Regions from separate parts of the Mus musculus genome. Here regions 2 and 3 are each linked to region 1. Evidence: chromatin loops called from intact Hi-C (ENCODE). Cell type or tissue: left cerebral cortex. All regions are shown on one strand.

What was found. Peaks named below come from ENCODE experiments on the same cell type or tissue, not always from the same donor. Only the 100,000 strongest peaks of a DNase experiment are listed, where the experiment ranks them.
Region 2: it touches region 1 in a loop (4-fold over the local background); 2 of 42 quality-filtered maps call a loop at or near these places.
Region 3: a loop joins it to region 1, with 5 times the contacts of the local background. A loop is called at or near these places in 2 of 42 quality-filtered maps.

The regions. Positions count from the first base shown.
Region 1 is chr9:4,790,224-4,798,223 of GRCm38, reverse strand. It overlaps Gria4 (glutamate receptor, ionotropic, AMPA4 (alpha 4)), which reads left to right and starts at 1,990. Exons shown (of 17, transcript NM_019691.5): 1 at 1,990-2,379; 2 at 2,861-3,037; 3 at 4,256-4,414. The coding sequence starts at 2,950. Gm46100 (predicted gene, 46100) reads right to left here and starts at 1,920. Exons shown (of 2, transcript NR_165471.1): 1 at 1,850-1,920. In left cerebral cortex, no CTCF peak of the experiment used is centred here; DNase peaks (open chromatin) are centred at 2,960, 3,661, 4,003, 4,937 and 2 more places; H3K4me3 peaks cover 4,382 bases; H3K27ac peaks cover 2,327 bases.
Region 2 is chr9:5,493,777-5,501,776 of GRCm38, reverse strand. No RefSeq gene overlaps it. Among named protein-coding and RNA genes, the nearest start is that of Casp12, 150 kb to the right of the region's middle. In left cerebral cortex, a CTCF peak has its summit at 3,266; DNase peaks (open chromatin) are centred at 4,770, 5,583 and 5,879; H3K27ac peaks cover 1,111 bases.
Region 3 is chr9:5,630,573-5,638,572 of GRCm38, reverse strand. No RefSeq gene overlaps it. Among named protein-coding and RNA genes, the nearest start is that of Casp12, 290 kb to the right of the region's middle. In left cerebral cortex, a CTCF peak has its summit at 3,375 (motif pointing right); DNase peaks (open chromatin) are centred at 3,394 and 3,888.

The sequences.
Region 1 (8,000 bases):
CATGATTTGTGTAATCCAATTACTTAGAATTTGTACAATAACAATCTGTGCTGAGATGTAACAGGGATGTTGATGTAACATTCTTTGAAGAGATGGGATTTTAAAAGCAAACTAAGGATTGAGGAAGCAGAAGAACATTCTGGATTTTTAGCGAAGGGTTTAAAATACATTCTCCAAACTACAAAATAGGTCACTCGTCACATGTAATAAAAAGACATGAATGATATTTCTAGTTGCTTGAGGAATCTCCACTGTGTTTACTGCAATGATCACACTGGATCTTATCCCACCAACAAGCTTTCTTTTTTGATTACATGCATGTGAATTCAAAATCATCAAAGCAAATTTAAAATGTTTTCAAAACAAAACAAAAATGAGAAATACTGATGTGATGAATATATAAATTAGTTATTTGGTACCCCAGCTAATATTAATAAATCATAATATCACTAGGAACCCAACAAATATATATGCCTGGATATAATCCATTTTTTTTTTTTATTAAATGAAACAAGAAGGGGGAAGGCAACCTGAAGAGATAAAGGTAACACGTATTTCAAGAAGGATTTTACCAGGTAAATTCTTGCTGCAATTTGATATACGTCATCAGCTTCCCCTTTACACATTTTATCAGACACACTCAGGCACTTGCTTTATTCTTTTAAAAATGTGATAAGAGGTGCTATTCCATTTTCACTAACTTCTTTTTGTTTGTTTATGAGAGTGTAATTGAATTACTACAATTCTCCCTTTCATTGCCTCCCTCCAAATCCTCCCATACTCTAAACCCCTCCCTACTCATCTTAAAATCTATGGCCTCTTTTTCAATTGTTCATGTGATAATATATATCACATGAATATATATATATATATTCATATATATATATATTCATTCTAAATATAAACTTGCTAAGTCCATGAAATATTACTTGTATGTGAGTGAACTGTTTGCCCAAGGACTACCAATTGGTTTGTTATTCTGTGGAAGACAATCTCCCCCACTCCCAGTTCTCCTCAGTTGTCTATAGTTTTTGAGTAGGGTTGAGTTCTCCTAGGCTTCCCTCCTGGACTTTAAACTATATCATTGAAGACCTAGGTTACTGTCATTTCTCCTTAGGACATATTATTTTGTATTGGGATATTAGAAAGCTATCTTCCATATTGTCTACAGGTACTGCAATCACCTCCTTTGGAGGTGTCCCAGCCTCTTCCCATAAAACGACAGCGAGTGAAATGACAGCTTTAAAGGTGACTCTGTGAACAAAGTGACAATATTCCTAAAATCCTAGCTTAATTCCTTTCTACTTTCTTATACAAACTCAAACTAACTTGCTGACTTCATCTGCAAAAGCCATGCCTTCTTGGAGGTGACTGTAAGTAGAATGAGTTTTCCAAACCCCAAGCAAAGGAGATGTGTATGGAGAACACATACACAACAACACACACAATACACTCACCACGACACACACACACACACACACACACACACACACACACAAAATGCAGGAAAGCATCCTTTTGGGTAAATCACTGAATAGAAATGAACTGCAGCCTTTAAGTAGTTTTCTTAATTTATACTTCTCAATGTTAATTCCTAATTCTGCCTAGTGCCCTTTAAAGAACATACTAGAGGTCTCTGAGTGTGTCTTGCTAACCACCACCACCCCTCTGGTCTCCTCTTCCTCCCTTGCCCACCCCCTCACACACACCTCCCTTTTCTATCCTGTAAACTTCTCTGACTTTCACTACCCTTACCTCCTACCTCCTCCAATTCTTCCCTTCTAGACCCCAGCCTCATCACCTCGGGGCTGCCTTGTCCCCCTCCTCGCTCCTCTCCTTCTCTGAGTACCTTTACCGCATCCATCCGCATCAAGGGCTTTGCAGATTCCCCTGGTTGTTTGCTGGTGAGAAATCTTTGCTGCAGTTGCAGCAAGGAAGTCTCCCCTCGCGTGCGCGCGCTCGCTCGCTCGCGCGGGCGCGCAACCCAATAGCAGAAGCGGACTAGGCTGGGCAAGGCTGAGAGGAAAGGGCTGGGAGCCGGGAGGCAGCTTGTCCTCCCGCGAGCCTGCAAGGATGCTGCAGGGGACTGAGACCATGGGGAGGTGCTAACTTCCTCTCCAACCCCCCAGCCCGGGATCCGGGCTGGCATACCCGGCCCCCCGGGGTAGTTTCCTGCCAAGCTCAACCAAGAATCCAAAGGCGACTTGGAGGGCATAAAAAGAAAAACACTGGTTCTGAAGAGGGGCCCCCACCTCCAGAGCCGGTTCCTCGGCAAACGCGCGGAAGGTAGGAGGAAGGGGATCAGATACTGGAGACTGTACGCCAAAACCCCAGCCTGAAGACTCGCTCCAGAGCCTCCCTGAAGACCTGGGCGATCTGGTGAGTACAGGCTGGGGGAAAGGGAATGGGAGGCGAGGAGCAAGGGGCAAGGGGTGAGGGGCCGTGGTGGGAGTGCGCGCTCCGGTACCGAGGCACTGGAGGCGCTCAGGGATGCTGTAGCCCGGGCGGGGGTCGGCTGTGAGCTGCAGAGCGCGTGTGGCGCCCGCAACCGTGTGGATGTGAGCAAGGGAGCGCAAGGGAGCCACAGACAGAGCGCATGTCTCATCTCTGTGAGCAGAGCAGCAGCTAGACTGGCCACCACCATCTTCTGCATGAACATTATCAGCAGGACAGAAAACCTCCCCCAGGGCTATGGAGACTGCGGGAAACATCTGGCAGCTGGGGATGGATTGTTGAGGGAAAGCTGTCATAACCTAAAAGCACCCAAACCTTTTCTTCTCTCTCTCTCTCTCTCTCTCTCTCTCTCTCTCTCTCTCTCTCTCTCTCTCTCTCTCTCTCTCTCTCTCTCTTTGAATTTTAGCGCCATCATCTTCAATGCCTCTCTGAAAATCATTTAGCAAGAGTGAGAGAAAGAGAGGAGAGCGCGCACCAGGGAGAGGAGCAAAGAAGATGAGGATTATTTGCAGGCAGATTGTCTTGTTGTTTTCTGGATTTTGGGGACTCGCCATGGGAGCCTTTCCGAGCAGCGTTCAAATAGGTAAGAAGAACTGGGGAAGAGGTGCATGTAGCTGATGTGAGGTAAATGAGTTGCAGATAAGGAATTCTATGGAGGAGCTTTCCCTTTTCAAACAGACCTTCTGGGTGCAAGTTCAGGCTAGCACACCCAACCCTGATTCAAGTTCCTTCTTGCTCTACAGTAGGTTAAAGTAGGAATGAAAGAAGTTGAGGAAGGAGAAAACAATAAACAAACAAACAATCAAACCTTCATGGACTTTGATTGCATTTTATACTCGTTTTCTTTTAATCTCGTTTTCGTAGAACAAGAGGAAATGCCGAGTTTTATTTTGTGTTCGTTTTTGTTTGTTTGTTTGTTTTTTTTAACCCACTTTTTGCTATTCTGCAAGCTGCAGCATTCTCGCTGTTACAGAAGGAGATGGGGGGAAAGGCATTTTTTGCCCTCACTTCTTTCCTTGTTGCCTTGCCAGTTGGCAGATTCAAATGTTAGACCCTTTTCGAGGAACCTTCGTTGGTTTTATTTTGCTTTTGACTTAAGCTTCTGTTCTGTATCTCCCCACCCTCGTTTCTCGCGACCCTCCCTTCCTCCACCATGATTGCCATTCTCCTCTCCTGTCTGTTGATGGGACTCGGCTATTGAATTTCTTCCAGCCCAGCCCAGCCCAACCTCAAACACTGCATCATTTGTGTGTGTGTGTGTGTGTGTGTGTGTGTGTGTGTGTGTGTGTGTGTGTGTGTGTGTACTGTGCACAAAACCGAACTAATTGGACCGGGTACACAAAATCGGGGGCCAAGCTAAGTTCTCTTCCCTTCTAAACCTTCTAAACCTGCTCTCGTGTGCGCCTTCATGTACCTTCGTTCAGGTCCTGTATTGTAATGGAAATCTCTTCTCTATCCATCTGCATATTCCCTGCTAGAGAAAGATGTCCTGAACTGGACTGGCTGATACAATGATGTGATGGGAGAATCCTAAAGAGGGCAAGGGAAAGAAAGCAAGATACACAAAATTGTCTCAGAGGTCATTGTGATCACGACAGATTGAAGCAAGAAAAAGCTGAAATGCCTTAAAGACTAAAACATTAAGCATGCATTGCAGGGACAAAAGGCAGCCCCTATGATATGGCAAAGAGCTCCTTAATTGTGTGTGCTTGCGGTTGGAGATATGTTTGACAGTCATGGAACTAGGTGTAACATTTAAAACAGGAATCATTGAGTGAGTATTTCCTGCTGTCTTTCATAGGTGGTCTCTTTATCCGAAACACAGACCAGGAATACACTGCTTTTCGGCTAGCTATCTTTCTTCATAACACCAGCCCCAATGCATCTGAAGCCCCTTTCAATTTGGTACCTCATGTGGACAACATTGAGACTGCCAACAGTTTTGCTGTGACAAATGCATGTAAGTATAATATAAGTTGCGGCTAAATTAGAACTAAAATGAGCTAGTGGGATTTCTTTGTTAAGAATTTTCTGGAAAAAATCCAGATTCTAACAGTGATGTTAGAATAAAAAAATCATAGTTTAAAAGGTTTAGTCTCCTTCCTTTCTTTGCTTCCTTCCACCCTTCCTTGCCTCCTCCCTTTCTCCTGTATCCTTTTTTCCCTTTCTGCCTTTTAATTTTCCTGCATGGATCACATAAACTGAATTCTCTTGTAATGTTTAGTATTGTTCCTGTCTTCCGAATACTAGTGAAAACTGTACTCAGTTTAGTGTTTTATTTCATCCTTTTGGGTTCTTCTTGATTTTTACTGAAGTAAGTGCCTGCCTTCCTTTTAAAGAAGACACATGCTCTTCCCAGTAGTAAAAGCCATGAGAGGATGCAAGAGAACAAGTGATGTGGAAAATGCATTTAAGTCAGTCAGTAGATACTACATAAGATCCAGTGATGTCATTGGAGGCTGCTCTGCCCTTATGTTGGAGGTTGTAAATGTCTCTTGCTGTTTTAATGGATATCTTTTCATGGAACTCCATGAATCCCTACCCTATTGCCCATCATTTTAGTCTCTGATCTACTTGGATTCTAAAACCAATCCAGCTGAATCTCCCACATAATGAAACTAAATGGGTGACCCCATAGAATGCCACCTGGAATATGTACCCTGTCAAGATGCTATGGAACTTGATGTGGCTAAAAAAGCTAACTAATCGCATTAATATAAACCACTAAGATGTAAGCCATCACTGACTCTGCTCTGCTTTGGGTTCTTGAAGTGGGGGATGTTTCAGATGCTTCCTCACTTTGCTGTGCATATCTACTTGGTTTAAACATGTCTCTGGATTGTCTAAAAACATATAGAAGTGGTTCTACATAAAATAGTATGTGCTTTGTTTCTCTTGCACCAAGTTTGAAAATCTTTTAATTAAAAATTGTCAGGTCAAAAAAATAAACTGAAAAAAGAAAGAAGTACAACAGAAAATAGATTTAAGTGAAAAAAGTTATCTATTTTATGAACTGCAGTGTTTGTGCACATATTTACTTGACATTAGATCATTTACTGGATAAGAGAATGAGTCTTTATTTGGCAGCTCTGTTTAATACTACATTTTAGAACTCAATTTTCTGAAGCTGTGGAAGCTTTGGACAATTTTGTAAAATGTTCTAGCTTTGTTTTGTTTTGTTTTGTTTTGTTTTATTGTTAAAACTCTTATACTTACTATAAGTTCCACTTGGTAATTACTGCCTGTTTGTTTTACTTGGTGATAAAACTAATATTAAAGAAAAGGGGAGGTTATTTTAAATAAAAACGCGTGCAAATTATAGCTAGGTTTGTGGATAGTTATCTATAAATTTTATGAGTTACTTTCAGCATATGCTAAGTACTAAATGAGATATCAACATTTCACACAATTCTACTTGAAGAATTCTCTTTAAGGGGTGTTATTTATTTATTTATTTATTCATTTATTCAATGTATTCTTATTTTATATTTACCTCATGACTCTCCTAAGATTTTCTCAAAACCTTACCAGCTTGGAAACTAATTTATTGTCCAGATATATTTGGGATAGATTGTCCGCCATTAATTACATTTGCATAGTATCATTTAATTTTGAATGAGTTTCCAAAATGCTGTAGTACACTGTGATTTGTTTTCACAAATTAATATCTCACGAGCCAGAATGGCTGCATAATGACATTCAGCTTTGAAAACTCTAAAGTGCTAACTCTCTCCAGACTGTCAGTTATCCTCACAGCATTATTTTAACTAGAAGTATTTTAGTTATGTAACAAAATATGCATGAATGAAATGATAGTGCCAAAGCAATGGTAAACTGAGAATGTGGCAGCTGGCTACATGATAATAAAACTTTAAAAGTATAAGCTATAGAGGATGTTGCTCCCACAAGTAAAGACTGAGGGGACTAAAACAAGTAACTTTAAATATATCCAAGTTTCACACAGTGTTGGCAATTTAATGTTTTTCACATTCATATACAATTGATTCTCTGTAGATGTTTAAAAGCAAATAGTAAATAAGCAAAAATGATTTCTAGTGAAAAAAAGAATATTTTTTTCTTGATAAATGACTATAGCAAATGCCCTTTAGATAAATCCTAACTGCATTTGGTTGCAGGCAGTAGAGAATGTGAATCAGGTGGTTGGTGTTTATTGAATAGAGTGTTCCAAAGCACATACACATATGATTCCATAGTAATTAAGGTAAACCCTAAGCTGCAACTATATATCAACCTAATCTGTCAAATTTTGCCTTTTATTACCAAATGGTAAAAATAGACCTTGAAGTTTAGTAATTTAGAAAATTAACATGAGTTGTGTTTTTTTTTTTTCCTTTGTAATGGCAGAGACTGATTTTTAAACTTGTTATTTGGAATGAATACAAATAATATTTCTTACACTCTATTATTTTAATTGTGATATACTGATACTGAATCTTTATCAGCTTGGGTTTCTTCTTTGTATGACTAAGGAACATTAGTCAGGGTACATTTAATTTCTTTTATGGTAACTATTCTCACACAAAAACAGACTTAAGAATAAAATGCATTGGTTGCATGTTAAAAAGATATAATCTAATGCTGGTTATCAGGACCAAAATTAAGTTTGTCTTTTAAAAAGGCTGTTTAGCTCTCAACTACTAAATGTATAGAGTACACCAGCTTGTAAAACTGGACATGATTAACTCAAATGGAGTAATTTGGTGGGTATAAGTATCATATTGCTGGAGGAAGCAGTAATTTTATTGTTAGCCATAATTTATCTTCAGCAGTATTTAAATTAAATTTTTGCTTTCCATTCTTAAGTATTTATATTGATAGAGAGTAAAAGTATTTATATTGATAGATAGTCAAATTCCACTGAATATTATAAAGGAAATTAGATTTACAGATAATAAAATTATAACCAATTTCAATAACAGAAGTGTAATAAGTAGCACTTTGACTCAAACATTTAGTGTCATTGGATATGTACACTATTCCACTATTGTGATCCATAAGAGCATGCAAGATGATGAAAGCAGATATTCCAGACTTATGCAATCAATATTCTCTGTGTTTCTTAATTACAATCTTTTAATAAATGTATTTTGTATAAGTATCAATATAGCTCTATCTGTAAAAAAATTGATAATGTTGATAATGTTCTTACAAAACATTTGATACAACTCACAACAGCCTAACTTTGCAGATATATTTTCACTACTTAAAAAATATTAGTTTGGAGAATAGATTTGTTAAATTTTACCAAAACTAGTAAACAAACTACTAAACTTTGTCTATCACCAAGATTTTTAAAATACAGAAATATTTGAGACGTTGTATTATGAATTTAAATTATCTATAGAAACAACATCCCGTGATCAATCAGCCTCGGTGGCATTATCTACCTACATTCTGTGCGTGGACTGATGCTTTAAGTTAAGAATAGACATTGGGAATCATATGATAAACCTGATACATAGCCAAGACACCAAAGAAAGTTAAAGAGTTCTAGACTGATTCTATCTTTGACAGTCTGTGGAGAG
Region 2 (8,000 bases), 700 kb before region 1:
AGATCTAAACATCAATACAGACAATAGAAGGATTTTTAAGTGATATTTCTGAGCATTATATAGATGATAAGTATGTAGATTTATTTCCATTAATTATACTCAAATATTCAAATGATGGAAAAATTGAAAGTCATTTATATTGGTAAGGTTGTGGAAAGGCAGGAATATGGCTCCTGGGGATCCTTCAATCTGGCACAAGGTCACAAGATAGCCACTACAGATAAACACACACACATACACACACACACTCACACACTAACACACTATTGTTTAACATATTGATTTAATAGTGGACCCTTCATCTATTCACACTTCGGATACTTATTTAGAAGTCATAATAAGTCCATTTATCCTTTGAGTATAGGAAGTCTATTTATTTGTTTAAGTTAATTTTATATCCAGCCACTTTGCTGAAGTTGTTTATCAGGTATAGGAGTTCTCTGGTGTAATTTGGGATGTCACTTAAGTACACTATCATATCATCTGGAAAATAGTGATATTTTGACTTCTTCCTTTACAATTTGTATCCCTTTGATCTCCCTTTGTTGTCTAATTGCTTTGGCTAGGACTTTATTGAGTAAATAAAAAAGCAAGTACTGGAGAGTGCTGGTAAAGCCCTTACACAGAAAAGGAAATGTGGACTTTACGACCCCCCCCCCCTGCAAAAAAAACTGAACTAGTTTAGAGAGGAAGTCATCCAAGGAACTCTTGAAAATTCAGTACAGATGGTTCTGGTGGGGTCAGGATAAGGAAAGATTTTCTTCAAGGGCTGGACACTGGGATTCTTTTATTGTGTTCCAGTTACTGTATGGACAACATCCATTTGATGTGAGATATTTTATCTTGTTTTTCTTCAATTTTTAGGGGAGGGGGAGATCACAAGTGTGGATTGAGCGTAAATAGGGATAAGAGCATGTTATATGAGTTTTCCAAATGATCAATAAAAGTACTGTGCTAATATAAAAAGAGAAATAAAAATCATTTAAATAAAAATATCAATAAAAATAATTTCTTTAGGATTTGGAGTTAGGTGGTATAGTGCTAATATGATTTTGTCTGTGTAGAGCACTGTGAGAATGACAGTTGTTTTCCTTAGAATCCGAGGCACAATTCTGTTCACTATACACATTTTTCTTTTGTCACTTGCTAGTGTGTGTGTGTGTGTGTGTGTGTGTGTGTGTGTGTGTGTGTATGTGTATGTGTGTGTGTGTATTCTTAAATAAGCTTTCTCAATCTATATAATGTTACTACAGTTTATGTTTTCAAGCTGACCATTTGGTCCTGGATGACTACTTCATTTGCTTTTCCATGGAATGTCAACAGCGATACTGGCCTGTAATTCTCTGGAAGGTTGAGGCCTGTGGGCTTTTCCCATTTACTTTGGTATGTCTATTGGTGAGCTGGTGTTGAGTTCAGTGGGTCCATCTAGAAAACACTCACACACCTAAGCCCCAGGGCACATCATGTAAGAGGGGGAATAAAGATTGTAAGAGCTATAGTAGATTCAGGGAGGTTTTTGTGAGACTGTCACATATTAAGATTAAAGGTTACAACCAAAAGTTATACACATTCTTATGTGATGCATTGGTAAACACTTTGAAATAGGGGTATTTTCTCCACTTTACAATGTATAAAATCAAGACTTAGAAAAATTAACTAACTTGCTGGGAACCAGGAGTTTAAGATGATGTAGAGTCAAATTCAAGTTACTATTCCTCCAAGACCTCTTTGGCTAACTCAAGTTCCTCCATTTCTATCTATCTAGAATATGATCAGTGCAGTGTTCCTTAGACAAGTAAGATTGGACCATTTAAATGGATGGTTTTGTCTGTGTTTCAAATATTTTCTTAGAAGAAAAACAGACTGTGCTTTTAAATTGAGAACATTTTCAAATGCTTTGGCAGTTAGTTCAGAAAGAAAAGGTGTTCTTTTACAGTTTAAAGTAGTGTGGTTTTTGCGAAAGTAATCATATTTTCAGATGCCACATTCAAGGGAAAGTTATTTTAAGGATAGTAAACTAGAATGAGATTTATTTTGTTAGGAACTTCAACTACAATTCTCCTGTGTCTTTAAAATCTGATCCAGTTTAGTAAATGTTTATCTGTAACTAACACACTGGGATAAGGGTTAGAGGGAAGAGGTATAGAAATTCTTATATCATTGTTAGAGGTTAGATAAAGTTTAAATTATTCATATAGTTGAGATCTTTTTAGTTTCCTGTGCTTGTTTTCCTTCTTTCTTCCTTTCTTGCTTTCTTCCTTTCTTCTGTGCCAATGTCTCTTTTGGATCAGAGTTTCTTGGTATAAATAAGATATCTACTATAGAATTCTGGTTCATGTAATTTATTTATTTATTTTTTGTTTGTTTGTTTGTTTTTGTTTTTGTTTTTTTAGCTATTAAAGTATGGACTCTTCAATCCTTTTGAAGACCGTTTTAAATCTCAATGTCTTTGCATATCTTTATCAGAAATAGTTGGATGACATTTCAAGGAACATTGGTCTAATATTCTGAGCAGATATTCTGCTTACTAATTCTAGAGAGTGAGAGGGTAGACAAGGGATAATTCCCTAAAATGACTTGAGTGTAATACAATCAAATGGCTTAGTTCTGTGTGCAAGCATTAATATGATCATTTAAACAAAAGATATCTTCTCAGCGAAAGCAAGGGTTCTTCCAAGTTTACTGTGTAAGTTAATAAAGATGGGTCTACACAAATGGGAATCACCTGCATCTAAACCACAGCAAGAAAATAGCACACAAGGGAGTCTCCGATTCTCAACTATATATTGATATATAATCCAGATTAGTCTTGAACTCTCCAGAATCAGGATTACTTATGTCTGACATTAAGTAAACAAAAGCAAGAGGTGCTTTTGTTGTCTGTATTTTCTTTCTTTAAAACTTTGTTCTTCAGTGAGGAAGACCTGATGACTGGTGAATATCTTCTGTGATATCACACATATCTCTATCAATATATCTAACTATATATCTCTATATATACATAAACATACACACACACACAAACACACACACACAGAGCAAAAGAGAGAGAAAGAGAGAGACAAACAGAGACCGACAGACACAGATAGACAGACAGACTCTCCAGGGAGGAAGTTATGAGAAAGGTTTTGTGATTATCATAATCTAATTTAGTTTACTGAATGGTGGCTCCATTTTCTTATTAATGCTGAAAGCTCAATCTCTCCTATTTCCAAATCCTCATTTCCAAAGCTTTGTGTATTTTCCCACCCTGACCACCAGGGCTCGCTAGGAACTAGAGCGCATTTCTGTGTGCAGTAGACTGGCAGTGTTACTGGGTGGGAGACTTTCCTCAGCTATAAGAGAAAGAGAACTACAGAAGACAGAAAGGTAAGAGGTAAACAAAACATCACCTGGCACCATACTTGGAGTATTGACTTCTTCACCTGCTGATATTAGTTGCCTAAATATCTGTTTTGAGTACTAGGCTACATACTTACAGATATATAAGAAGATCATAATACATAATTCTGGAAAGTTTCATGACACTAATATTTCAAAATATAAAAATACAACCTCTTCATGTCTTTTTGCTACCTTGGTAAAAAAATTACTTTCCTCACAGATCTGGTGGCACATGACTTTAATCCCAACACTCAGGAATGGAGGCAGGTTCAAGGCCAGCCTGATGTTCATATTAAGTTTAGAGAATGCAGACTTACATAGAGAGATCCAATCTTAAAAATAGGAAAAGGAGAAGCTAGTTTCAAATCCCATGTACATGATCAACTTCCTATACAATGGTCTTTGTAATTAAGTCAGCTTTTCTCCACTTTTTAAATCAATTTTATGGAAAAATATAAAAATATGATATAAACAAAATATAGTGTTCCATAATTACATTAAAATGTGTTTATAAACCTAAGGATGTGGTGTGTAAAAATTTAAGTTTTCATGCTATATTAAGTCACTGGAACCACTCTCAAGAAGACTCAACAGAATTTACATTTGATAAAATTCTATTGTCATAGCTATTTTCCAAAACCTTCTGAAATATCAGACAGATGTTGTGTTCCATGCTTTTCTTATTAGCACTACTAGAGAGCTACTTGACAAAATTGCTCTCCCTCCTTGACCACTTAAAACTAAGCCAAAGCTCCTTTGGTGGGAAGAAGTCAATGACAAATGTGTTTCAGGTTACTAAGAGACACAGAATTCTTGACTCCTTGATTTATTTTACAGACTTCATTCCCCCTAGTGCTAGGAATTGTCTCCCTTCTCCTTTTTCCTACAGACAATGAGAGGCAACATCAAGGTTCATTTCAGATGTTGAATTGTTTTAAGTTACCTTTGTTCATAGTACAGGTGATGGAGATTCAGCTATACCAATATTAATTGTCATGTCCTCAACTAAACCCAGATTAACATTGATTTTAAAATAAGAATCAGGAAACATTGGGTTTTCTAAGACTGTTTTGTTTCAGCTGCTATCTACTTAAATATATTTAATAGTTGTTTTAATACTTAGTTTGTTTGGACTATTTTGGTTTCTGTTTGGGGATCTTCTGGCAGTAGTTCATGGGTTTATGTAGTGTCTGGGGTTTAATTCACACTAGGAAGAGATGCCACATGGTCTCTTGAATGATCTTACTGGGAAATGAACAGATAAAATCAACCCTGCTCTTCCAGACTCATTTTTTGCCATCTTTTGCTACCATCTGTGCTTCCAGCCCAAATTAAATTGAGAATTAAAATAGAGAATGCAGCACTTTATTTCTGAAATCAGGTTCAGGTTTCCACAGCAACAAATCATCTAAATGTCAGTCTACGTTAGCATGATGGGTTTGTCTGTGCTAACTTTGGTTTGAAATCTATCTCTGTATGGTGGTAGGTGGGTGACTAGTCAATGGAGTCACTGAATTATGAAACTCATCATGTTTGTTCTAGATTCTAACGTGTCAGTATTTAGAGAGGATAGAGCTTTCCACTAGTAAAAGCTCCAGTGTGGTAGAAGAAACACTAAAAGAAAAAAATGATAATAAACTCAAGAAAACAGACTTTCTGTATTATACAAAGATTATGGGTGTGATTTTTCAGGTTTTTTTCTCAACGTAGTCTTCTAAGTATCACAAAAATCTCAGAGTCCCACTGTGTTAAAGAGACAAAAAAGAATTTCTTTTGAGTTCTTATACAACCAGCATTGGTGTCCCAGGCAAGGGACAAAGCAGAGACATTAAAAGGTGATGGGACACATGAAGAACCTAGCTAAGAAGATCACTATGACAAGAAGCTTCACCAGAAGATGAAAGACAATGTCAACCATAGTCTAGACAACAAAGTTCATTTCACCACAGTTTGCTTATCTGTACATTAGAGTTGTATGAAGACAGCAAGCACAGCACTGTAAAATCTGGGCTATAGACATAATTTGTGAACAATGCTTGCTGATGTGTGTTTACTGAATTTCTCAAAAAAAAAAAAAAAACAAAACTCTGCTATGTTCTGCAAAAGCAAACTTGTACTGTTTTATTTTTAATTATGACTTGGAGGGGAGTAATCAACTGGCAGTGGTTCCATCCATTCTTGTCCTGTCACATTCTGCACTGGCAGGTACAGAGCAAGTCAGTGTTTCTTTCATCTCTTCAGTGTGCCATTCCTGGAAGTGAAAAATATTTGAATCAATGTGACTGAATGTACAATTATTTGCTGAATGTCCACTGTCATTGTTTTTTTCTTCTTACTGAGATTGTATCCAAAAGACAAATTCCTAGGAGACAATGTGACCAGTGACATCGGCTTCAGCAGCAGCATAGCAATTAACCACTGTACACTTAGATATTACTATGACAGCATTTACAACAAAAAGTCTTCTCTATGTACAGTTATGTGTTGAGAAACACTATTTTATTCAAATATTCAATTGTGCCTCTTTCTCTTGGGCTGAGCCGATTCTTATATAAATGCATTCTTTCAAGAAAATTGCATATGCTATTCCATGATACATAAGAAATGTGCCAGCTGCTAAGTTATGTATTTATACATTATAAAATTACCCTTTGCATTCTTGCAAGCAACAAAATTACTTTGCTCACTTGGGGACATAGAGAAAACAAAGAATGTTTAATGAAGATTAAAAGACTGTGGAAACTGAAAGACTGTGTGTTACAAATCTTAGCATGAGGTAAAGAAAGAATTATTGCTAAGGGAAAATAGCACACCTGATTACAGCATACTCCCAAGAGTGTGAACATGAGCATAAAGTTCTATTGTTATTTAGTTCTGAGACCATAAAAAGCAGCTTGCAAAGTCAAGTTGGAGAAAAAGTTTATTACTCAAGATTTTCAGGCATTCACGTATCTATAGTAACTTGGACTATTTATACTGTTATATAATTTTGACTGGAAAAGGCCTTAACATGTTCAGATATGCATAGCAATAACAGATTAATGAGTTTTTAAATGTGCTCTAAAATATGTGAAAACTATTAAAACAGCCTTCTGTAAGGTTATTATGGAAAAGAAGAAGGGTTCTTCATATGTCTGGCTAAGTTATTTATACAGTTGGCTTATGACCAGAAGCTGGGCCAGATGACTTAAGAAGAACTGCACCTACTAATCTATAGAATATATTCTGATTCTATCAAACACATACACTATATTGTCTCCCTCCTAACATCCTTCTTGTGATATGTGCTGTTAGTATCAATTATTTTTTTCCACTTCAGAAATTAATAAGAAATACTTAAACTGATCACAGTTTCATGTAAGTAGTGGATACATTTTTAATAGAACAGAAAAGTAATATAAAATCATGGAAATGAAGAAAAAAGCTAATCTGAAAAATGAAATGTTAGCTGCAAAACAAATACAAGCAATGGTAACTACTGCAAGTCAAGACTATATCTTTTCATTTCTTAAGAATATGGACCTGGAGAGCATCATCCTGAGTGAGGTAACACAATCACAAAGGAACTCACACAATATGTACTCACTGATAAGTGGATACTAGCCCAAAACCTAGGATACCCACGATATAAGATACAATTTCCTAAACACATGAAACTCAAGAAAAATGAAGACTGAAGTGTGGACACTAAGCCCCTCCTTAGAAGTGGGAACAAAACACCCATGGAAGGAGTTACAGAAACAAAGTTTGGAGCTGAGATGAAAGGATGGACCATGTAGAGACTGCCATATCCAGGGATCCACCCCATAATCAGCATCCAAACGCTGACACCATTGCATATACTAGCAAGATTTTATCGAAAGGACCCAGATGTAGCTGTCTCTTGTGAGACTATGCCGGGGCCTAGCAAACACAGAAGTGGATGCTCACAGTCAGCTAATGGATGGATCACAGGGCTCCCAATGGAGGAGCTAGAGAAAGTACCCAAGGAGCTAAAGGGATCTTCAACCCTATAGGTGGAACAACATTATGAACTAACCAGTACCCCTGAGCTCTTGACTCTAGCTGCATATGTATCAAAAGATGGCCTAGTCGGCCATCACTGGAAAGAGAGGCCCATTGGACACGCAGACTTTGTGTGCCCCGGTACAGGGGAACGCCAGGGCCAAAGGGGGGGAGTGGGTGGGTAGGGGAGTGGGGGTGGGTGGGTAAGGGGGACTTTTGGTATAGCATTGGAAATGTAAATGAGCTAAATACCTAATAAAAAATGGAAAAAAAAAAAAAAAAAAAAGAATATACTCCCAATGTAATTTTTGTTTTGGATCAATATAATTTCATGTATTAAAAAAGCCTTTATTTTAGAGGTATGTGAACAATCACATAAATACAGGAAGTACTATAATTCATCCTAATAAAAAATTTTACCACGGAGAGATTTTCAATTGTTTTTTCTTGAAAAAAATCATATATGTAGAGAATGAAATATGATCATATGTACTCTCCACATTCTTATTCCAATTTCCCACAAATTTTTCCCAACATGTTCCCCTCTCTACATCATGTCTTTAATTTTTATTTGTATTAATTCTTTGGTAATTTATACATTATATTTTGAA
Region 3 (8,000 bases), 840 kb before region 1:
CCTTTCTTCCTTTATTTTTTCTTTTCTTTTGTTTTTATTTTTTTTCTGAGACAGGGTGTCTCTGTGCGGACCTGGTTTTCTTAGAACTTACTCTATAGAAAAGGCTTGCCTTAAGCTTACAGAGATCAATCTACTCTGCCTCAATAGTGCTGGGACTAATAGCATGCATATACCACCATTGACCAAAAACAAAGCAGTGATCAAACATACTTCTTTTTGAATATTTTGCTTTTGGTACTTGGTGCCTAAGTCAAAAGAAAAAATATAATCTCCTCATATAAATTATAATTATGTCTAGTTTACACTTGATTTTGTAATAAAATTTGAGTTTGTTTGTTTTCTGGTTTTTTTTTGTTTGTTTTCTTTTGTTTTTGCATTTTGATGTCAAACTGGCCTTTCTAATCTGGTTGAAAATTAATTTCTGATATTTTTTAATATGCTCCATGGATCTACTTTTCTATCATATGACAGAGCATTGCCTTGGTAACTGTAACTTTTACAACAGACATTGAAGTTGAGCTGTGTAAATCATCTAATAATATTCTGGTTCAAAAGTCTATGAACTTCATGAGGTCCTTTCAATTTCCATAAAAACTTCAGAATTATATTGCCTGTTTTTATAAATCAACCTGCTGAAATTTGATTAAAATTTGACAAATTTCGATGGATTTGTGAGAAACTGGCTTCTTATTGATATTAGCCCTCCTGATATAAGAACATAGATGAATCTTCATTTATATCTTCTTTAATATCTTTCAACAGTATCAGTGTTACATCTTTCATTGTGCTTATCTGTGAGTACTTTATGAGGTTTTTTTTTTTTGAATTATAGAAAATGTGCTTACAGCATTTCTTATTCTTTCCTATAGTGTAGAACTAGTTTTGCATCTCACAAAGGTGTTAAATTTGGGTAACACTTCTAATAGACTTCATTGGATTTCAAAGGTATTTTTTAACATGGCCATTTTGTCTATAGAGAGATGCACTGTCTTTTAATTTTTTCTTTTACTTTCAATCTAAAGATGTTTTAGTCTTAGCTCCAAACTTTGTCTCTGTAACTCCTTTCATGGGTATTTTGTTCCCTATTCTAAGGAGGAGTGAAGTATCCATCCATTGGTTTCCCTCATCTTGATTTTCTTGTCTTTTGTAAATTGTATCTTGGGTGTTCTATGTTTCTGGGCTAATATCCACTTATCAGTGAGTGCATATGTAATGACTTCTTTTGTGATTGGGTTATCTCACTAAGGATGATATCCTCTAGATACCTCCATTTATACAATAATTTCATAAATTCATTGTTTTTAATAGCTGAGTAGTACTCCATTGTGTAAATGTACCACATTTTCTGTTTCCATTCTTCTGTTGAGTGACATCAGGGTTCTTTCCAGCTTTGGGCTATTATAAATAAGGCTGCTATGAACATAGTGGAACACGTGTTCTTATTACCAGTTGGAACATCTGTGTATATGCCCAGGAGAGGTATTGCTGGATCTTCCAGTAGTATTATGACCAATTTTCTGAGGAACCAACAGAGTGACTTCCAGACTGGCTGTACAAGGTTGTAATCCCACAAGCAATGGAGGAGTGTTCCTCTTTTTCCACATCCTCTCCACATCTGCTGTCACCTGAATTTTTTATCTTAGCCATTCTGATTGGTTTGAGGTGGAATCTCAAGGTTGTTTTGATTTGCATTTCCCTGATGATTAAGGATATTGAATATTTTTTCAGGTGCAAAGTTTGGAGCTAAGACGAAAGAATGGACTATCCAGAGACTACCCCACCCGGGGATCCATCCCATAATCAGCAACCAAACCCAGACACTATTGCATATGCAGCAAGATTTTGCTGAAGGGACCCTGGTTTGGCTGTCTCCTATGAGGCTATACCAGTGCCTGGCAAATACAGAAGTGGATGCTCACAGTCTTCTATAAGGTGGAACACAGGGCCCCCAATAGGGAAGCTAGAGAAAGCATCCAAGGAGCTGAAGTTGTCTGCAACCCTATAGGTAGAACAACACTATGAATTAACCAGTACCCTCAGAGCTCGTTTCTCTAGCTGCATATATAGCAGAAGATGTCCTAGTTGGCCATCACTGGGAAGAGAGGCCCCTTGGTATTGCACACTTTATATGCCCCAGTACAGGAGAATGTCAGGGCCAAGAAGTGGGAGCCAGTGGTTAGGGGAGCAGGGCAGGGGGAGTGAATAGGGAACTTTAGAGATAGCATTTGAAATGTATATAAAGAAAATATCTCATAATAAATAAATAAATAAATAAATAAAAACCAAAAAATAAAGATTTTTTAGTTATTTTCCTTGCCATATTATACTAAGTAGAGTATTCAGTAAATGGTTGAGAAGGAATGAGTTTGTCCTGTTCATAATCCTAGAAGGAAAACAGTTTTTTAATACTAAGCATAATGATCTGGGGTTTTTTTTGAAGAAGATGAAGAAGTTCCTTATCAGTTTATTATTATTTCACAATAGGCTGAGTATTTTAAATTAAATGTTAATTTTATTTTCATTGTATGTTTAATATATTATGATTATATTTTAGAGTCTATTAAAATGATAGATAATAATGAAAAAATTTAAATGTTAATATATCTGTGTATTTCCTGAAGTGCCTATAATTGTATTATATCCCTTAGATATCACTTAATTTATTGAAATATAATGAGTTATTTATATGTTCTATGGAAATATGGCTCTCTGTTTATGTTATCATGTAATGTTTTTTTCTCTCACTTGGAGTAAGGCTAATGCTGGAACCATTAGTAGATTGGAAAATTATTTCAACCTCCTTCAGTTTTGGAAAGTTTGTGTAGACAGACTTGGTATCACTTCTGTCAAAAGGAAAGTTTAGAAATTTCCAAGTATAATTGTAAAGATTTTTCCTTATCATTAAACTGCTGAAGATTTATGGTTTTATAGTTCAGTTTTTAGAGTTACTATGTATTTTTTCCTTGTGTTACCTTGTTTGTTAATTTGAGTATCAAGAAAATATTTTTGTACCTTCCTCATTTTCACTAATCCTTTCAGACAGCTAATTTCTTAGATTCAGATAATTCCTCACAACATATGCATATAAATTCCTTAGTAAAATGTAAGACAGAGCTTCCACATATGGAAGATTATCCCTGTTGTTCTGTCCTGTAAAGTTGTCTTTGCTCAGAACCCCTATTTTCTCATAGTTATTGTCTATACACAGAAAGAAATGGCTACTTCTCCCTGTCCCATTATCCTATCTACTCCTGGCTCCGTTAGCATACTAGAGAATGCATGTAGAAGGGAATGCTCCTTTCTCAACTTTCCTTCCAGTGCACCCTGACCTGAAGACCAGGTGGTTGCTGCTTGCACATTTCCTAGTGAGTCAGTAGATGGCACTGTGTCTGAATCTAGTGAATGTGCAAACTTGAGCTTAAAAATAAAGAAGATATTGAAGGCTGTAAGTCAGCATGGGGCCAATGCATGGGCCAAGAGCCTGGTTCTTTATTTCTGGCTCTTCTGAATAAGTTTATTTAAATAAATGGAGACTAGCCACTTAACTTTTGTTTCCCCTGTTTTCTTGACCTTGAAATTAGACAGAATACACTGCTTCTTCCCTTCTCTCTTACAAGGACACTGTGAGTTTAATCAGACTTCAAAATCATTTCCGTACTTTGAAGAAAGACTCTTTCTGAATTTGCTGTGCTATTTATAATGTGGGTGGCAAAACCGATGGGGGTTGTTCATCCGGACCATGAAATAAATAAACAAATGCAATTGGCAAGAAGGGTCTTCTCTTTTCCTGTCCCATAAAATGTTAATGCCTTTTATAAAATCTTAAGTAGCTCCATTGGCTTTCAGAATGCAAAATACCTCTTGTTACTTGGAGTGAAAATAGTTCCTCAGGGATACAGAACTTGAAAATCTTGGCATGAGACCAATACTTCCCCTGGTGACTTTCCAATTTAAATATCAAATGTTCTTTCCAAGTAACAGCTTCAGTCAGGTACATTAATTTTCATTTCTGGCTGCTATTAAATAGAAAACATTTCAGTTTGACATTTCACACCAATACCTGCTAATGATAAATGTGAAGTTAAATTATAACCTAGGAATACAATTGAATGATTGGCAAATATGACCTAGCTGTGTATCAGGACACCATTGCCATAAGAACTTAGAATTATATTTATACTCAAAGCCTTGACATTAGTAATAGCAAAACTGTGTTGAGGCAACTGATGACATGGTTGGTACAATGTAACCTGAGCATGGAACTTTTATACCTTTAGGATCATACATTTGAAATGGGAAAGAATCAACAATACTGTGTCCAGACATGTGGATCTAACAGAGAAGACCTGTATGTCTAATACAGATCCTAGTCTCATCCAGCGTTGGTGGAAAGATTAAAAATATAACTACTGAAAATTTTATTTTATTGACATGAAAAGAGCATAGAGAATATGGCCTTTCTGGTAACATTTATTATTTGAACAAACATTGGAAGTAGAGTCTTAGAATATAATCAGTGAGGAAAGCTTGTCCAATATCAGCATCCACTGACATAATGCTGAGAAACAATTGAGGCTTTAAACAATCTCTTCCATAGTAAACATGTATCCCAGGCAAGTGATTTTTGTGGTAAGCTGCCTCATTTCTAAGGCAGCTATCCTTCTATTTGGATGACAAATAACTGGTTGGTTTGAAAGTCAGGAGGTTAGAGTTTTAATATGAATATGCATAAATATTAAAATATGTTCAAGAAAATGTCACATCAGCCTTAACCTCAAAGTACCAATTATGTTGTCTCGGTTCCACTTCTGACACTGTTCTTACTAAACTGATATTCCCCAGAATTATAAAAGAGACTGTGATCTCAGGAATAGCCACCACAGTATCAGGATGTATTCTATTTAAAGTACAAACATTAAGCACTGGACTAGGAATATTATTTCATAGTTTCAAGGACATGGAAATCAAAATACACTACTTGAAACTAATGAACAATTATAACTGTTCATTCGATACATGATTGATTCACAGTGAGGTGGGCAACAAAGGCTTGGTTGGACCATTCTATAACAACTCACTAGAATAGGTTGCAACCAAGGGAAAAATAAGGCTAGAGCTATTTAGAAAACTGATTTTTAAACTTCTTAGCCAATATGTTATTTTTCCCTAAAACTACATGCTGATGCAAATAAATGATTCAAGAGAAACCAGAGGAGGGGCAAATCACTAATATTTTATACATATTTATACATAAAACTAAAGTGGAACACAGTTGGGTTGTAGCAGAGTTTAAAGAGGATAAAACTTTACTAATCCATTGATATACCAAGCCACAATTATCTATTAAATTAGCTTGGCAACTGAAAGCTAAATCCTCATCACTGTTGATGGCAGTAAAATCCTGTCCATTTCAGAGTGAAAATGAAGGATAAAGGTGAATATTTTATGTTGTTAACAATTTATTATATTTATTTAAAGTATCAAAGAGCATACATGAGCTGGACTGAGGCCCCTGTCATACGTGTACATATATCAGAGGTCTGCCTTGTCCTGCTTCAATGGTAAAAACTGAATCTAGTCCTGAAGAAACTTGAAGTATCATGGCAGGTAGAGCAGGAAGGGCCTATCCTCTCAGAGGAGAAGAGGAGGGAGATGGGAGCAGGGAATCTATGAGGGCAGGACTTAGAGGAGGGCAGCATTTGGAAGGTTAATTAACTAATTAATTAGTTAAAAACCACTAACCATATTTATTTTGGGATAAGTTCATGGATAAGTCAGGATATGCTTTCCAGTCTGTTGTTTTCCAGAAAACAACAACTCAAGCACTTTCAAAAGTTCTATCCTTGGGTGTGAAGATGCTCAGAAGCTGTCCTGGTGGGCTACATGTCATCTTGGTGGACACCTAAGGCACAGAATAAGAGTGTCTGCTCTATGTGCAAGATGTGCACACTCAGGAATGCATGGACCAAACTTTCTAATGGCTGTAGCCACATGTTTCCTTCCTTCTTTTTATTATTTACCCCTTGTGCTGAGAACTTAATTTTCATTCTTGGATTGTTCTAATATTATGAAAAGCAAGTGGAATTTATTTTAAAATTTTTGAAATGGTTACATTTTATACTAATATCAAAAGATGGCAATTCCAATAGTAACAGATTTATGAAAACTCACAATTGTTTTTCAAGAAAATGGTGATAGTATTGTCACTCTGAGTTATTTGCATTCTAAATGATTGACAGTTCAATTTAATTTGGGTTGACAAGTGTGAGGTATTGCCAAGGTAAGTCCATGACTCAGTTTAATTTAATAGCAATTAAAATTTTAATAATTGTGATTTTTTTCTTATGGCCCTCCTTCCCCTGGGCTAGCATAACCGTTAGCTGAAGCTTTTCCAGTTTAGATATACAGGAGTACTTGCAACAAGAGTCTGAACATTGTCATTATCAGTTGTGTTCAAGCTGCCTACTGCCTATATGAAGATCACACTTCCAAGGCTGACCTCAATGATTAGCCAGTACCTACCGAGAAAGTGGGAAGGTACATGGTTCCTTTATTTTCAGTTTATATTTCTCTATTAATTAGTAAACGTATCCATAATATAAATCAGCATACTGAAAATAGTAATGATCCTAATCATGATGGTGCAGGGAATAACATGTGTCTTTAAATTAGTCAATGTCATCAAAGAACATAGACAAACTGGAAGTAGGTAATTTTCCAAAGGCAAGTGGGGTATTATTATACTAAGAAAGGACGCTGCATCCTTGAAAGTAAGTAAATGCAGGAACTTCCTATGAGCTTGTTTCTATGGGTCAGTGATTAAATAAATCATGCATAGAGAGTACACTTCACTGCAGCTGAATAAATGGACATAGTTGCAAGTACATATTCACATATATAAGTATATATGTATATATACCTATGAATGCAAGCATATATATAAACATATAAATATATATTTCTATGTGTGGATATGTATAAACATACAAAAATTATTGAATAAGATGTAGTTTTAAACTTGTTCTAATCATATTTGAATGCAAAACTGACCTTCCCAATTCCTTCTCCTTTTTCACATCCTCCCTAATCTCCCTATACCCTCACTTTTTCTCTTTCTTCCATCCTTGGTTTCTTCTTTCATTTGCCTTTTTACTTTTTTTCTTTCTCTTTTATTTAGTCTTAACTCCTTCTTCTGTGAATTCTACTTTCTACTACCCATCCCATCTTTCTCTTTCCCTCCCAATGGCGGTGGAACTCGAGGCCTCCCATAAGTTAGGAAACAGATCAACTAGCAAAATATTTGGAGAACACACATTATAAGTGGACAAGGAAGGTTTTGACTGTTCATGCTCATATAGCTCATCCAAAATCCTTAGATAACTGGAAAGCAATCGTTGATTTCAGTTTTTCCATATATGTGATATATATTGGGAAAATTGACTTACTCTTTAAGTAATGTCAAAATAAGAGTTTGAAGTGCACAACCCGTCAAATCCACCTTACCTTAGGAATGTACCAATTTATGCACTTTGCAGTTTGCTGTAATGACTTCCTTAGATTCTTGTCTTCCCTACTTTGTTTTGAACTAATAGAAAAAGGAATTTATTCATTTCACCTTCAAATTATAGCTGAAAAAGTGTGGTACTCACCTTCTTCATCAAAAGTGTGTCTGATTTAACATCTCCTTTTTGTCATTTACCTACTTGTTCCCATGTCAGTCATTTTATCTAAGAAAAACTTGAAACTCAGAACTAAATTCACCTAATTTGTATTATATGTGCATATATAGTTAATATCTTGTGCCCACTTAATAGTTACTAAGGATCAACAGTAAGTCTTTCATGTGTAATTTTCTTTAGTTTTCCATACGTTTCGACTCTCTCTCTCTCTCTGCATAATGTTTACTTGACATATATTGCAAATTTATAATTTGTGAAACTTAATTTTGGTTTATCTACTGTGTGACTTGTGCTCATAACATTTTACATAGTTCCTTATAT